3 separate regions of the Homo sapiens genome follow, and all the other regions are linked to region 2. A link is a loop called in an ENCODE intact Hi-C map of the cell type or tissue named here. Cell type or tissue: dorsolateral prefrontal cortex. All regions are shown on one strand. Region 1 has its middle 580 kb from the start of MIR548AB. Region 2 has its middle 910 kb from the start of ALCAM. Region 3 has its middle 750 kb from the start of MIR548AB.

The links. Hi-C counts contacts between places; a loop is a spot of excess contacts. Peaks named below come from ENCODE experiments on the same cell type or tissue, not always from the same donor. Only the 100,000 strongest peaks of a DNase experiment are listed, where the experiment ranks them.
Region 1: a loop joins it to region 2, with 4 times the contacts of the local background. A loop is called at or near these places in 5 of 110 quality-filtered maps.
Region 3: it touches region 2 in a loop (10-fold over the local background); 14 of 110 quality-filtered maps call a loop at or near these places.

What each region holds. Positions count from the first base shown.
Region 1 is chr3:104,099,843-104,104,842 of GRCh38, reverse strand. No RefSeq gene overlaps it. Among named protein-coding and RNA genes, the nearest start is that of MIR548AB, 580 kb to the right of the region's middle. RefSeq lists an enhancer at 2,061-2,240. In dorsolateral prefrontal cortex, a CTCF peak has its summit at 2,329 (motif pointing left); no DNase peak of the experiment used is centred here.
Region 2 is chr3:104,458,637-104,463,636 of GRCh38, reverse strand. No RefSeq gene overlaps it. Among named protein-coding and RNA genes, the nearest start is that of ALCAM, 910 kb to the left of the region's middle. In dorsolateral prefrontal cortex, a CTCF peak has its summit at 2,700; no DNase peak of the experiment used is centred here; H3K27ac peaks cover 1,057 bases.
Region 3 is chr3:104,271,276-104,276,275 of GRCh38, reverse strand. No RefSeq gene overlaps it. Among named protein-coding and RNA genes, the nearest start is that of MIR548AB, 750 kb to the right of the region's middle. In dorsolateral prefrontal cortex, a CTCF peak has its summit at 3,008 (motif pointing left); no DNase peak of the experiment used is centred here.

The DNA.
Region 1 (5,000 bases), 360 kb after region 2:
CTGAAAGAGGAAGAAATGGTGAGTAAATAATACCTCTTCAAATGGAACATTCAAGTAGCCACATTGGGATTCATCAAAAAAACAATTTGACACATGGAGAATGGAGAGGAGCAAAACAGGACAATTGCCCACCTGGTAGTGGGATGGAGATGGAGAGGCCCCAATACCATAAGGAAATGGTGAGTCCCTGGGTACCCACATTTCTGCCACAGACCTTTGCCATCCTGGTTTCAGGAGATCTCCTGGAGCATTTAGACCGACAAGGAGGGCTATGTAGGGCACTACATAGTACACACATAGTGTATTTTCAGATGTACACAGAGTCCCAGGAGCCTTGAATCCCCAGGCACCCCAGCATTAACAGTTGAATCTTGGCCGGGTGCGGTGGCTCACGCTTGTAATCCCAGCACTTTGGGAGGCCAAGGCGGGTGGATCACGAGGTCAGGAGATCGAGACCATCCTGGCTAACACGGTGAAACCCCCATCTCTACTAAAAATACAAAAAAATTAGCTGGGCGTGGTGGCGGGCACCAATAGTCCCAGCTACTCAGGAGGCTGAGGCGGGAGAATGGCGTGAACCGGGGAGGCAGAGCTTGCAGTGAGCCGAGATTGCGCCACTGCACTCCAGCCTGGGCGACAGAGCCAGACTCTCTCTCAAAAAACAAATAAACAAACAAACAAAAACAAAACAAACAAAAAAACAACAGAAAAACAGTTGAATCTCTGGCAATGGGGGAGGTCAGATTCCTTCACATGCCCCCAGGAAAGGGGCTGAATCCATGCATCTGAGTAGCAATGGACTGCAGGCCTCGACTCCACTGCACCTTGTAGGATAAAGCCCACTGTCATGGGGCCCTAGCATGGCCACACCAGCTGCACTTGGGCTCTAGTGCTTTTAGCAGCTTTGCCATTCTCTGGGATGGAGCTCCCAGAGGGAGAGGCAGGCCACCATTTTTGCTGCCTCTTAGCCCTCACTGCTGTTGCCCTCAGGCTCTGAAATGTGAGTGGTGACTAGCTTCTGGTGCAGATCCCTAGCACAGTGCAGTTGCCCCATGGAAAACTGGTCAGACTGTTTTCCATACACATCCTCATTCCCACTTCTCACTGGGTGGACCCTTTTGGCCTAAGACTCCAGGACAACCACCCTGCCCCCAGTTGAACACTTCAGTCAGAAGCAGCTCTGCATTTCTCTGAGGAGGAAATCCCAGAGACAACACACAGCCCCTCTTCCATTGCAGTTGCAGCGGTATTGCACTAACTACACTTGAGCTGGGGAAGGGAAAAAGGGTCTGGATGCTACACTGGCACCTCCATCTCGTTGCAGCCAACATGCGAAGAGAACCCCAGTCTCTCCTCCCTGTGAGCTCCCACCCGTACTCTTTACCAGGAAGGGCCCCTGGCTTGGGACTGCAGAACAGTTGCCCCACCCCTAGTGAGCATACTCACTGTTACTGGCTCTGTGTTTCCCTGGAGAGGGGTTCCCAGAAGCAACCAACAGCCCCTCTGCCACAACAACAGCAGTGGTTTTGCCCCTGCTGCCTTCAGTCTGGAGAAGAAACAGAAGAGACAAAGAGCCTGAGGGCTTCACTTGTCCTACTAGTACACCACAGCCCCCATATGGAGAGGAGCCCAGTGTTTCCTCCTCCCTTTGAGCCCTCAAGCCCTAGTTCTTCACCAAGTGGAGCCCTTAGCTTGGGCTAGCTGTGTAGTGCCTCACATTTTGGTTGAACATGCCCAGCAGCAATGGCTCCACATTTTTCTAAGGTGAAGCACCCAGAGATAACCAAAAGCCCCTCTGTCACTGCCACTGCACAGTACTGCCCTTTCTGCCCTCAGACTTAGGAAGTAACAAACACTCGGAGGGCTTTAACCACACCTCCAGCAAGCTGTAGTTTCCTTAAGGAGAAGAGGCCACTTTGTCTCCCCTATGACATCCCTGTCCCACCTGTTTATCACCAGGCGAGACCCCCCTTGGCTTAATCCCACAGCACAGCCACTCCACCCTGGTCGATTGTACTGATTAATAGTGGTTCTGCATCTCTCTGGGGTGGAACCCCAAGAAACAAGTAAAAGGTCATCTACCACAATCACTGCCAAGGTCCCTTCCCCTGTTGTCTTCAAGCTGGGGTGAGAACATAAAGCCTGAGCTCACCCTAGAGCTGCAGTGTGCAGCCCAGGAGTGTCAAGCTGATATATGCAGCCAGCACTCCAGTGGGAGAGGAGTCCACATTTTCAGAGCAGTGAGAGGGTAGCGCAGCTGCAATTGGGAGGAAATACACTGGAGCCACATGGCTGAGCAAGAGCCTACCTACTGGTCAATATGCTTAAGCGCCATCTACTGGATCACAGACGAAATGCAAACACCAAAAATACTTGACTGATACACATCCCTGTGAAACCAAAGACAAGAATTCAGCTACAAACAAATACCCTGCACAAAGTTCTGGTCCTCTGAAAACATTCAGAAAAGAAGTTTACTGACTGCACTCAAATTATGCCACAAGTAATAGAACAACAGATGAGAAAGAACTAGTGCAAGAACTCTGGCAACTCAAAAAGCCAGAGTGTCTTCTTTTTCCCATATGACCATACTATTCCCCAGCAAGAGTGATTAAACAGGCTAAAATGATGGAAATTACAGAAATAGAACTCATAATACAGATAGGAACAAAGATCACTGAGATTCAGGAGCAATTGGAAACCCAATCCAAGGAATCTAAGGATTACAGTAAAATGACATTGAAGCTGATAGAGAAAATGGACATTATAAAAAAGAACCAAACAGATGTGAGCAGAATAACACACTGCAAGAATTGCATAATGCAACCACAAGTAATAACAGCAGAATAGACTACACTAAGGAGAAATCTCAGGTCTTGAAGACTGGTCTCAGAACTAAATGAGTCAGACACAAAACAAAAAGGAAGGAAAAAAACTTCTGAGAAATATGGGACTATGTAAAGAGACCACACCTATGATTCATTGGCATCGCTGAAAAAGATGGGAAGAAAGCAAGCAACTTGGAAAATATATTTCAGGATGTTGTCTATTAGTACCTTGCTAGAGAGGCCAGCATTCAAGTTCTGGAAATGCAGAGAACCCTTGCAAGACACTGCACAAGAAGGCTATGTCTAAGACACATAATAATCAGTTTCTCAGAGGTTGAAGTGAAACAAACAAACAAAAACCTTTAAAGGCAGCTAGAGAGAAGGGGCAGGTCACCTACAAAGGGAACGTCATCGGGCTAACAGTAGACATTTTAGCAGAAACAAGCCGGAAGGGAATGGGGGCCTATTATCAGCATTCTCAACTCTTAGAAAATAATTCCAACTAAGAATTTTATATTCAGGTGAGTTAAGACTAATGAGTGAAGGAGAAATAAGATCCTTTTCAGACAAACTGAGGGAGTTTATTAACATTAGATCTGCCTTATAAGAGGTACTGAAATGAGCATTAACTAGACAAGGCCAAGACCCTTACCAGCCAATCCAAAAACACAATTATGTACATAGACCGTTGACAATATAAAGCAGCCACACAAAAAAGTCTGCATATTAACCAGCTAATAACATGATAACAGGATCAAATTTGCACACATCACTACTAACCTTGAATATAAACAGGCTACATGCCCCAATTAAAAGACACAGAGTGGCAAGCTGGATAAAGCAGCAAGACCCAATGGTATCCTGTCTTCAAGAGATGTATCCCACATGCAGTGATGCCCATGGGTTCAAAATAAAGGAATACAGACAAATCTACCAAGCAAATGGAAAACAGAAAAAAGCAGGGGTTGATATCCTAATTTTTGACAAAACAAACTTTAAACCAACAAAGATTTTTAAAAAGTCAAAGATGGGTTCACTTCAAAAATAACACCTAACTACCCTAAATGTATAAGCACCCAGCACAGGAGCACCTAGACTGATAAAGCAAATTGTTAGAGAGCTACACAGAGACTTAAATTTCCACGCAATAACAGTGGGAGACTTCAACACCCCACTGACAGTGTTAGATAGAAAATTAACAAAGATATTGAGGACCTGGACTCAACACTTTACCAAATGAAGCTAATAGACAACTACAGGGCTCTCTACCTCCAAACAATAGAATATACATTATTCTCATTTCTATTCAATAAATGGTGCTAGGAAAACAGACTAGCCATATGCAGAAGATTGAAAGCGGACCCCTTACACCACATACAAAAATCAACTCAAGGTGGATTAAATGCTTAAATATAAAACCTAAAACTATAAAAATCTTGGAAGACAGCCTAGGAAATACCATTCTGGACATAGGACCTGGCAAATATTTTATGACAAAAACATCAAAAGCAATTACAACAAAAACAAAAATTGACAAATGGGACCTAATTAAACTGAAGAGCTTCTGCACAGCAAAGGAAACTATCAACAAAGTAAAAAGAACCTAAAGAATGGGAGAAAATGTTTTCAAACTATACATTTGACGAAGGTCTAAAATACAGAATCTATAAGAAACTTAAACAAATTTACAAGCAAAAAACAACCCATTAAAAACTGGGCAAAGGGGCTGGGCGTGGTGGTTCATGCTTGTAATCCCAGCACTTTGGGAGGCCAAGGCAGGTGGATCATGAGGTCAGGAGTGTGATACCAGCCTGGCCAACACAGTGAAACCCTGTATCTACTAAAAATACAAAAATTAGCTGGGTGTGGTGGTGGGTGCCTATAATCCCAGCTACTTGGGAGGCTGAGGCAGGAGAATCGCTTGAACCCAGAAGGAGGAGGTTGCAGTGACCTGAGATCACGCCTCAGCACTCCAGCCTGGGTGACAGAGCTAGACTCTGTCTCAAAAACAAAACAAAACAAAAAAAGTGAGCAAAAGACATGGACAGATATCAAAAGAAGACATACACATGGTCAATAAGAATATGAAAAAATTCTCAATACCACTAATCATTAGAGAAATGAAAATCATAACCACAGTGAGATACCATATCATACCAGTCAGAATGGCTA
Region 2 (5,000 bases):
ATAAAATAACAAATGAATTTTTTTAAGATCATGGCATTTAAAAGTAGTTTCATGATATTGCCGCCCGTGAGTATAAGGATGCAGAAAGTGGCTGCAAAGAAGTAGAAACAAATCAAAGGCAGTCAAGATAATATATGGCCTCAGTAAAAAATGAGGTGTAAAAATATAATAGAATAATTAATAATAGAATAATTTTATATTCAAAATAATATGTATTTCATTATAAAATATTCAAATTTCAGAAAACTATAAAAAACTGTAAAGCATCAAGTAAGTGATAAATTCACTTACTTCTCCTTTGATTGCAGAGGTATTCGTAATTTTCTTTTTTTTTTAAATCCTAAATATCTTAAAATCCCTTGCAGTTGGTCTATAAGTAGTTTTGCTGTCAAATAAGGGTAAAATGGTTTCAATCGTTAGAATGATTAAATGTGTTATATCTGATGTGTTAATTTAATTAAACTTTGATACTATTTTGGGTGGCTTCACTCCAGCCTTGTACTCACAATAAGACTAGAAATTTTCACTGGAAGCTTCCCATTCATGTAGCAAAAAATGATTTATTTGAAAAAGTAAATGTCCTTGTTTTCAGGATATATTAGGTATCTACAATGTAGAAGTACCCACGGCAGCATTAGCTTCCTGTGATTCATCTGTAAAAACCAATTTGTATTCACTAAATTGATATTTATGTATATTCATAAAATATATAATAAAAGCCCACTGTATTTCAGGCAAATATTCACATAAATGAACAACAAACACAATAAAGTAGATGAAGTCTAAGTTTGCATGAAGCTCCAAGTCTGTTAGAATAGAGAGACCACAAGCAACTAAAAAATATAGGATGGGAAATGGCAATAAGTTATGTAAATGATCACAGTGCAGGCATAGAGAATAACAAGCTTCAAGTGTGGGGGCTATACTCAGAAACAGTGGGCAGGGAAGACCTCTCTGAGAATGTGACAAGCTAAAGTCTGAAGAAAAGGAGGCAGGTGTCAGTCATACGAAGAATTCAAGAAAGTTTGATGCAGAAAAACAAAAAGTCATATGAAAGACCCTGATATGTGAAATAACTTGCTGTATTTGAGGACATGAGAATAGGGAGGTGAAATGGAAATATAGATTGGGGAAGCCAAGATAATGAGAAGCCACAAGCAAGATGGGTTTTGTAGGCTATAATAAGGAGATGTTAATTTATAAATAATATTACAAAAAATTATTTAAATGGTGGCAGTGAAATGACCTGATTTATGCTTTGAGAGGTTTATTCTCAATACTGAATGATGAAAGTGATGAGGAGACAAGAATAGAATCAAGAAATCAGTAAGGAGACTAGTGACTTTGTCTAGAATAGAAATATGGTAGCTTAAAATAAGGTTAAGGCAGTAGAGAAAACTGATAGTCCTTGATTATGGATTGGATTCAGGGTGAGGCTCATAGGAGGTATAAATAATAACCTCAAGATTTCTGATATGATCACCAGGCTAGATAGTAATTACATTTGCTGACAATTAGGAAACTGGTAGACAAACAGATTTAGACTGGGATAATGAATAAGGTCAAAATTTGTTCTTTTACTTTTGAGATTTAATTTTGAATTACCTTTTAGACAATGAAGCAGAATTGTCCAACAAGCAAATGTATATAGGACCCTAGAACTCAGAGGAAAGATGTGGACTAGAGACATGAATTATGGAGTCCTGATTTATATAGCTGATATTTAAGTCAGGGAATAGATGAGATAATCTAAAAAGCAAGTTTAGAGCAAGAAAAGAAGACATTATATGTAAAAAAAAAAAAAAAAAAAAAAAAAAAAAGTAGTAACCAGAAGATGAATAAAAAACAAATCATGTCATTTCATACACATCATGACTATCAAACACTGCTGAGAATTCATGTAACATGAAACAAAATAGTGGTAACCTTAAGGTAATGCACAGTGCACTCAACTAGCAAAACCCTCGCTTCAACTTCTGAGAGTGTTGCTGATTAAGAGCTCTCAGCTGGCAGCTCTTTCCAGATATGGCTGACAAGATCACACATTCTTTCTAGGGTCAGCCTAAAACCAGTGACTGGCCTATTTGGAGTTGTATTTTCCCTATCCTTTTCCCCAACTAAAGATAAATCAGAAAAGTAATTCCAGTTTCACAAGGCCTTGTTCTGACTTCATTGAAGCTAAGTTTTCCTTTAGTCTAATTCTGACTCCTTCCTTCCCTCACTGATATGCATTCCCCAATACATTTCCACATGCCAATTTCCACCTCAATGTCTGCTTTCCAGGTAAACAACATATAATAGTTGATAATGGTTATTGGCAAAGAAAGTGGGCCTCATGCTAATATTTTAGAGCTGGATCATAAGTTGGCCAGATGGCAGAGCACCTCACTGGTGGTAGTGGAACAGAGACAGCCCAGCTTAAGATAGCAGCACAATTGTTAAAGTGTTCACTCAAGGAGAACTGGGATAGAATAAACTGTGGAAGAAAATATACTAATAGGCACAATATTATCAGTCATTTGTAATATAAAGAATTAGATTGATGACTTTTGAATGGGATGAATTTTGCTTGGGGAACTTTGTGGCAAAAGATAATAAAAGGTTGAGGATAATTAATCAGTAATTAAAGGCTAGATGTGAAAGCCAGAAAGCTTCCTTGGCAGCAAGTGAAGATATCTAGTTTCCTGCAGCTAGAGGGCAGAGAAAGCTGAAAATCAGGTCCAGTAACAGAACTTCAAAGAATGTTGCATTTTCAACTAAGCAGGTCTGCTGTGCTGAAGTCAGGACTCTGACTGGGAAGGAATGCAACTGAAATCTCTAAAAGGAAACATCTGGGTTGGTACATAAAACTCTCAGATTCCCTAAAATCTCTCAAGTTTTAGAAGTGGTGCTTCAATCCCCACTCTTAGCAGCTAAGAAACTGATCTTTTTTCTTTAATATGCTGCACAGGACTCTGCCCTGTATGAAAAGAACCCACCCCACCACAATCATCCCCAAGTTCCGTTATGGCCACTAAACCAATAACCAGAGTTAAGTCACTCCATAACCAATCCAGGGAAGTCTTGTGTAGCAAATGGATGATAGGGGCTATAAATGCTTGACTGGCCAATAGGTATTAGGAGGGGCTGAGAGAGTATGTAGGAGACAGAAGATGCTGAGTCAAAGGGAGCAGAACATAAATTTGGATAATAGACATTATTATTATGATAATATTTCCCTGATAACATTAACATCCTAGCAAGAGATCTCAGAAAAAAATGCTAATATGCTGCTAGAAAGGCTCTTAGAAAGTGGGGAAAATGGAAGCACCTAAAAAGTGAAGTAGAAAAGCCAGAACTCTCATCAAAGATGATATAAGAAGGGATCAAAAGGCCCAGAAATTTAGGCATGCTAAAGAATGAATATAATGAATAAGGCCAGGATACTCACTAGATAATCATATTGCAACAAAAAGTTTGGAGAGGATTCTATTTATAATTGCAATAATGGCCTACTGGAAAGGATGCCAGCGCCAATGAGGTATTCATTGGTGGCTGTCCTGTTTAGGCTAGGGTTGATGGCAGGAGATATAGTGACTTATTTGAGTTTTCTGCTAGCAATGAGGATGCTAGAAACCTAAAATTCTAAAGTCTGAGTGGTGTTTCTTAACTATTAGAAGCAAGGTGAGTACAATTTCATAGCAAGTCGAATTTTTTTAGTGGGAGCATGGAGGGTTTGATTTGAAGAGAACTAAAATGATGCTTAATGAAACATTGCATTCCCAGGAGCAAGATAGAAGACCAACCAACAAAAGCATTGCTTAAAATATTTAAGCCAAAGAAATCAAGAATGTATATTCAGGAGGCTGATGGCAGTTGGCCTCACAGAAAGGCATAATAATCCTTTGCCCAGGTTCTAAATCTGAGCTGTTTTCAAACATGGAACTTACTAAGGGAAACATGAATCCTTAGGAGAAAGTGTCCTACAGCACTACAACACGTGTTTAAAATATAAAGTCTCTCAATTCTTTCAATGCTTTCCTAAATGAATGTATAGCTGTATTTTCTTTGTGAAGCATTGCTGGTGTTTGGGGAATAACCAGATATTTGGAGGACACACAAGGATTGAATAGACATTGATATACAGGATTAAAAGGATCACCACTGTACTAATATTAAGAGTGGAGGCATATAAACGGCAGGTAGTAAACCGAGTCCTGGTATAGTGCCAGTTCAGAGTGAGTCATCTACTGGGAACATAGACTCTATGATGGCTATTCACCGCTTCCTCAGTACATCATTGGGATAGACATGGGTGACTGGCATAGCAATACCTTGGATTGTGGGTTAAAGGCAACTTCATTTGTAAGGAACAAGTAAAAGCCTCTGAAACTGGCTCCTCCACCCATGCTTTGGCCATGTTTAGCCAAGATTCTCTTCGACGAGATAATAGTTAACAGTTCCAGTCTTGTTCCAAGGCTACACAAACTTGTCTGCTCTTCCTTATAGTATAATTTAAGTTCAAAGAAACCTGAGAGGTCTGGAAATCCAGATAATATCACAATGGTTGACTGTATTGATGGACTCAAGCTGATAAGAACAAATGAGCAAGAGGTGGCCAGTGCATTGGAGGCCTTAGTAAGATATATGTATTCCAGGGAGGCTGGGAGATAAACTCTATATGCAGTTTCAGAGGACCACCTTAGAAACTGTTCACCAGTTAATTTAGTACTAAATTAACTAAACAGAATGATTCATAAAGTCACCAGTTTCTGTAATTGGTAACCCACATGCTGGCAATATAAACACATACATAAAATAGCCATTGCAGGGCTGGAAGCTAGGCATGGCCCTGAAAGCAAAGTCACTCATCAGTACTGATCTAGCTACTGCTACTGCTCACTGTTCAACTTTCCAACAATAGAGACCAATTTTAAGCTCCTTGACATGGGCAGTTCTCCTAGCCAGGGGCTGACACACTATGGCTCATGATCCAAATCCAACTTATTGCCTTTTTTGTG
Region 3 (5,000 bases), 190 kb after region 2:
ACTTTTAGGGATCTGTCTTTGCCTTCAGCTGTCTATGCTTATTAGGCCCTAAAATGCATGCTCCCTGGCCCTATTTCTCCAAAGGCTCCACCCTGAAGCCAGTACCAATTAAGAAAGTAGTAAATGAAAAATCTTACAAGTGCTGAATCTTCTGTCTGTTTGTGTTTGTGTTGGTATATATGTGTTATCTGTAATGTCTATAAAAGAGCTCAAATTAATTGCCTTAAAAATAAGCATTTAAATCAAACATTTTTTAGTTCATGTGACTTTAATCTTTAAGCTGGTGCATAATTAAAATCACTTACTAACCAGGTTTCTCACCAAAAGCAAAAGTTGCTAAGAGTTAACAGTGCAACATGTATTTGAGATCATTAAACAGTTTTACATGCAAGACATATAAAAACAGTAACATGTGCTTCTTAGTAAAAGATTATAAGAAAGCATGGAAATGTAAATTTTGCCCAGTTATAAGGGACTATCTTAAATTTAATAAGGTACAGCTTAAAGTTTAAGTAAATTGTGAAAAGATTGTAAAAATTAATCTTGCAAAAAATGTGTAACCATTAACTAAATTCAAAAGGGTATTACATAGTCTTTTCATAAACTGAACATAAATAAAAGCACAACAAGGCTGTCTTAATACACTAATCTGTCCTTTAGCAAAAGGGGTTACTAAGGGCTTGTAAAGATTTCACCTCATGGTCAAATTGGTTAAGATTAGATGGAATTGTCTATGAGATTTTATTTAAGAATGAGGGTTAATATTAATAAACTAATACAAGTATAAAATTTGGCTTTGAACAGGATTTTCATGCAATAGTAAAGGGTAATAAAAGGATTTTTTGCTTTTTGAATCATAATTTCTACAAAGTAAATAATTTATGATAATATGCAATTCTATTTCATAACACCAAGTGTTTTAAACCTCTAACATTTAATGGGCTTCCCAAAATCAAACTTCAAGTTTCAAAATTGTCTTTCCTAATGTCTATCTTTCTGGATTGTTCAGAGGGCCCCTGAAATATCCAGAGAAGTGGTAAACAGGATTATTTGACATGTTTAGTCACATGAGATTGCCAAAATGATGTCCAATCTTCTTTAGGTTATATATTGGTGAATAATACAAATATATGTTTCAAAATTGTATGGGATTACTAATATTCTAATGTCTAAGTAAATGCTATCAATCATAATTAAGGTTAAAGTTATTGTAAACCATGGAGATAACTAAACTTCTTTGTCAGTCATATTTTAATTATAACTACCATGGAAATTTTGTGATTCACAGACAATTGTCTTGCTTTGTTCCTTCTCAAAAGATGGTTTATAATCAAGCTATAGAACTTTAACAGGTGTTCTCAAATGCAGGTTTTTAATAGCTTTGAAGATTGTAACATTGGTATAGAGAAAGAATGTACAAGACTCACGAAGAACTGAAATGTTCATGAATGTCAAGCAAAACAAGAGGTAACTAAATGGACTGCATTCAGAAAGTTAATGCAACCTTTTTTACTTTTAGTTGGAATACTGCTGATCCTTATTTTATTTTTCAGTTAAGGAAACTCATTTTGAACTATTTATAGTCTTTAATAATTGAGTAAGGTGTACTACTGTTAACAAAATCTGGAGCATGTTTGTTCCTTTCTTCCCGGTTCTTGGAGAATTTGGAAACTATCTGTGAGTACTCTTAACTTATTGCAATATAATAGTTTGCATCAGTGCAATAAGAATCTATTTTTTCTCAACAGGACACAATTGGAAAAACTGTTTATTTTACCAAGGCTTTGAATGGAAGGGTGGGTCTCCACTTACGGAATCAAGCTTGATGTGCAGAGCCAATAAAAGTCTCTTGGAGAGAACTGACCTCATATCTTGTCTACACAGTCCCTGCACAGGGTTCTTAGTCCCTGTTCAGTAAAGAATATCACCTTCTAACAAGTCCAGGAGCTCCAAGTTTATCTTGGGATCTTAAGAGAAAAGGATCACCCACCTCACAGATACTTGAAGATAAAAACCCATGGCTGGGCTCGGCTTTAAAAGGTCTTAAATGAGATTCCTTGTGAAATAGAGTTTTATCAAAGCCAATCCAAAAGGCCTATGTAGAAATAACCATTCTTGCTGCACCTTATGCAAATAATCAGGCCAAGTACAAGGCTAAAATTTATTCTAGGAACAACATGGTCCTATCATAATTTGATTTTACCAAAAATGAGGACTAGACAAATTATGCTCCAAAGCTTATCATATATTTGTCAATAAATTCTAGTCTCTAATTGTTTTTGAGCTTTTTGCCTACATTTTAGACTAACCCTGCTTCTACCTGTGAATCAAGTGGTGATATCCTGCAGCTTGGAAAAAACACAAAAGGATGGGTCATGTAAAAATCTGGATCAATATGCTAGTTCTGGGCAATTATGCTGTAATTCTGCCAGGTAATGAAAGTGAGTAGGATGACCATAACCCAGAGGTTTCTTTGTTGAGGGAAATAAAACCAAGAAATTTCATAGATGCCCCAAAAGGAAATTCTATATCTTAGCAAGTAAAATTTTAGATGGAAATTATCTACTACACCACACTTGCAGGAATTATTATACTCACTCTACTATTTGTAGTAGAGCTATACATGGTAGCACCTTCTAACGGAAATATTGGATAGAGAGTTTCCATTGCTGTAATATTTTGTGTAATTATTATCCTTATATCAGGGATAATAGCTACCAACAAAAAGGAAGCACAAAAGTTTTATTATCATTGAATTTGCTAAAACTTCTTTATTCTATTTTTTTCTATTCTATTCTACTCTATTCTATTCTATTCTATTCTATATTGGGTTTGGTAATATGTCAAACCTTGGCTATGCAAAGAAGGTTATAAAGGAAAGAGAATTTCTGTGGAATCATAAAGCGATTGATAATTGCAGGAAAAAATCTAGCCAAGGCTAATACTGAAGTTACTCTAGCCTCCAAAATCCAATGCCACTTTTCCTAAAAGGAATGTTGCTTTTATATAAATGTTTCCGGTAATGTACAGCAACATCTAGTGGAGGCAAACTGGTATTGCAATCCATTGGTATAACTAGCAGCTATCAAACTCTACTGTCAGTTATGGTCTATAGGACCCTCACTAACAGTGGTAATCTTAACGCTCATATTCTAACCCTATATTTTACCTTCTTGTAAAATGTATCTCTTTTCACCTAGAAGCAATCAAGCTCCAAACAGTGCTGTGAGCAGAGCCACACATGGACACATCATTCTTCCAAGGACCCTTAGATTGACCCAGGAGAAACCCTACTTTCACCTTCTGTCTCCTGCCTTACCTACTCTAATGAATGTTCTACTAGTATAATCCTATCCATATTCAAAGAGTCATTTATTTTCAACCATTCCTTGGATCCCCCTAACACACACACACACACAAACATATATATATATATATATTTATATATATGAATATATATATATATAGATATATGGCTTAATTTTGAGAGCAAGGAATATTAACATTATGTACCAATATAACTGATTCCTGGTATATATTTTGTATATATACAAAAAATTCTTAGTTGAAAGAATTGTCTGTGTTTCTATTGGGTATATTTACTTTTGTGTGTAGGATACTTCATTATGAGCCTCCAAATGCTCTACACATGCACAATGGAAGGCCAATGTGAACTAGGATATTTAAATACTTTGTTGTCTATACATAATAGGTCTAAAACTGATCACTGGAGTAATTATTGGAAGAGCCCCCTCTTACTAGATCAAAGTGTCAACCTGAGTTATCAGCTGGTGAAATATGGGATTCCAAACTTTGGTTTGGGCCTTTGTGCTGAAGTAAAGCGTAGTTACTAATGTAGAATTGATTCAAATATATCTGTTTCCCTAGGAATTCTTGCAGACCCCACTGCAAAAGCTATAAGTGCTCAACAACATTCATTAACTTTTCATGGTAAGCTAGTCCTAGATATCTGAATTGCTCCTGAATATCTATTAGCAAGATGTTACCTGTGCTATGGGTAAAACTACATGCTGTACCTTTATACATTTATCTGGAGAAATCAAGACCCGAATACACAAAATGCAAAGACAGACTTTATGTTTACAGCAGGTCTTACCTACTTCTCCATGGTCATATAATTTATTCAGTTGGTTGACTTTAAGCCTAGGTTTATGTCTCAAAACTTCTGTGGCAATTGGGGCTGCAATATTACTATCAATTTTACTCTGTATATTCTTTTAAAAATTTGTACCCTTTACCTTTCAAAATTCTGCAGAAATACAACTCCTAACAGAATAATGTTGGCCTAGTGCTTTGAGATGACAGCCTGAGAATGGACCAAATTAATAAACTTTGGGCAGTCTTAGCCCGAGGCTACTCCTTCTAACCCTCTTTTGTTGCTGAAATGTAGCTAAAATGGTTTTCACACTGACTACTTGTCACCAATCTCTTTCTTCCAATGTGGGATGAGACAAAGGACAATCAAAACCTAAGCGCATAATGATTAATCAGTGATACTTATCAGAAGGCTTTGGATCAAAAGTTGTCAGGTCCAAAATGGAGTCACTTTTGTCAAACCCTCACAAAATAGAGCCAAGGAAGGCTTGGAAGGGAGCGGTCTCATGCATATTTGCCTGATAAACACTATCACAAGAGATATTGGCAGAACCACTGCAATCTTGCACACAGAAAAAAGTATTTCTGTGAGGACATCTGTCCAGCAACTGCCTATTTAGCCATGGGATGATCTCACTCTTATTATTTATTGATCCTTGTAGCCAAGGATTAATATTTTTAAACTATTTATGTAATCCTCTTCATTTTACCTTTACAAACCCCATGTTTTTTCTGCATCCCTGAATGTACCCATGGTTGCCATGGCATGCATATTTGCATTGCAATGCCCTGCTATTTTTGATTAAACTGAATGTTTTTAGAGAGCCTTTCTCTGTTTGTTATTTATGTTGACATTCAAAAGTAATACATAATAAAAAGCCAGG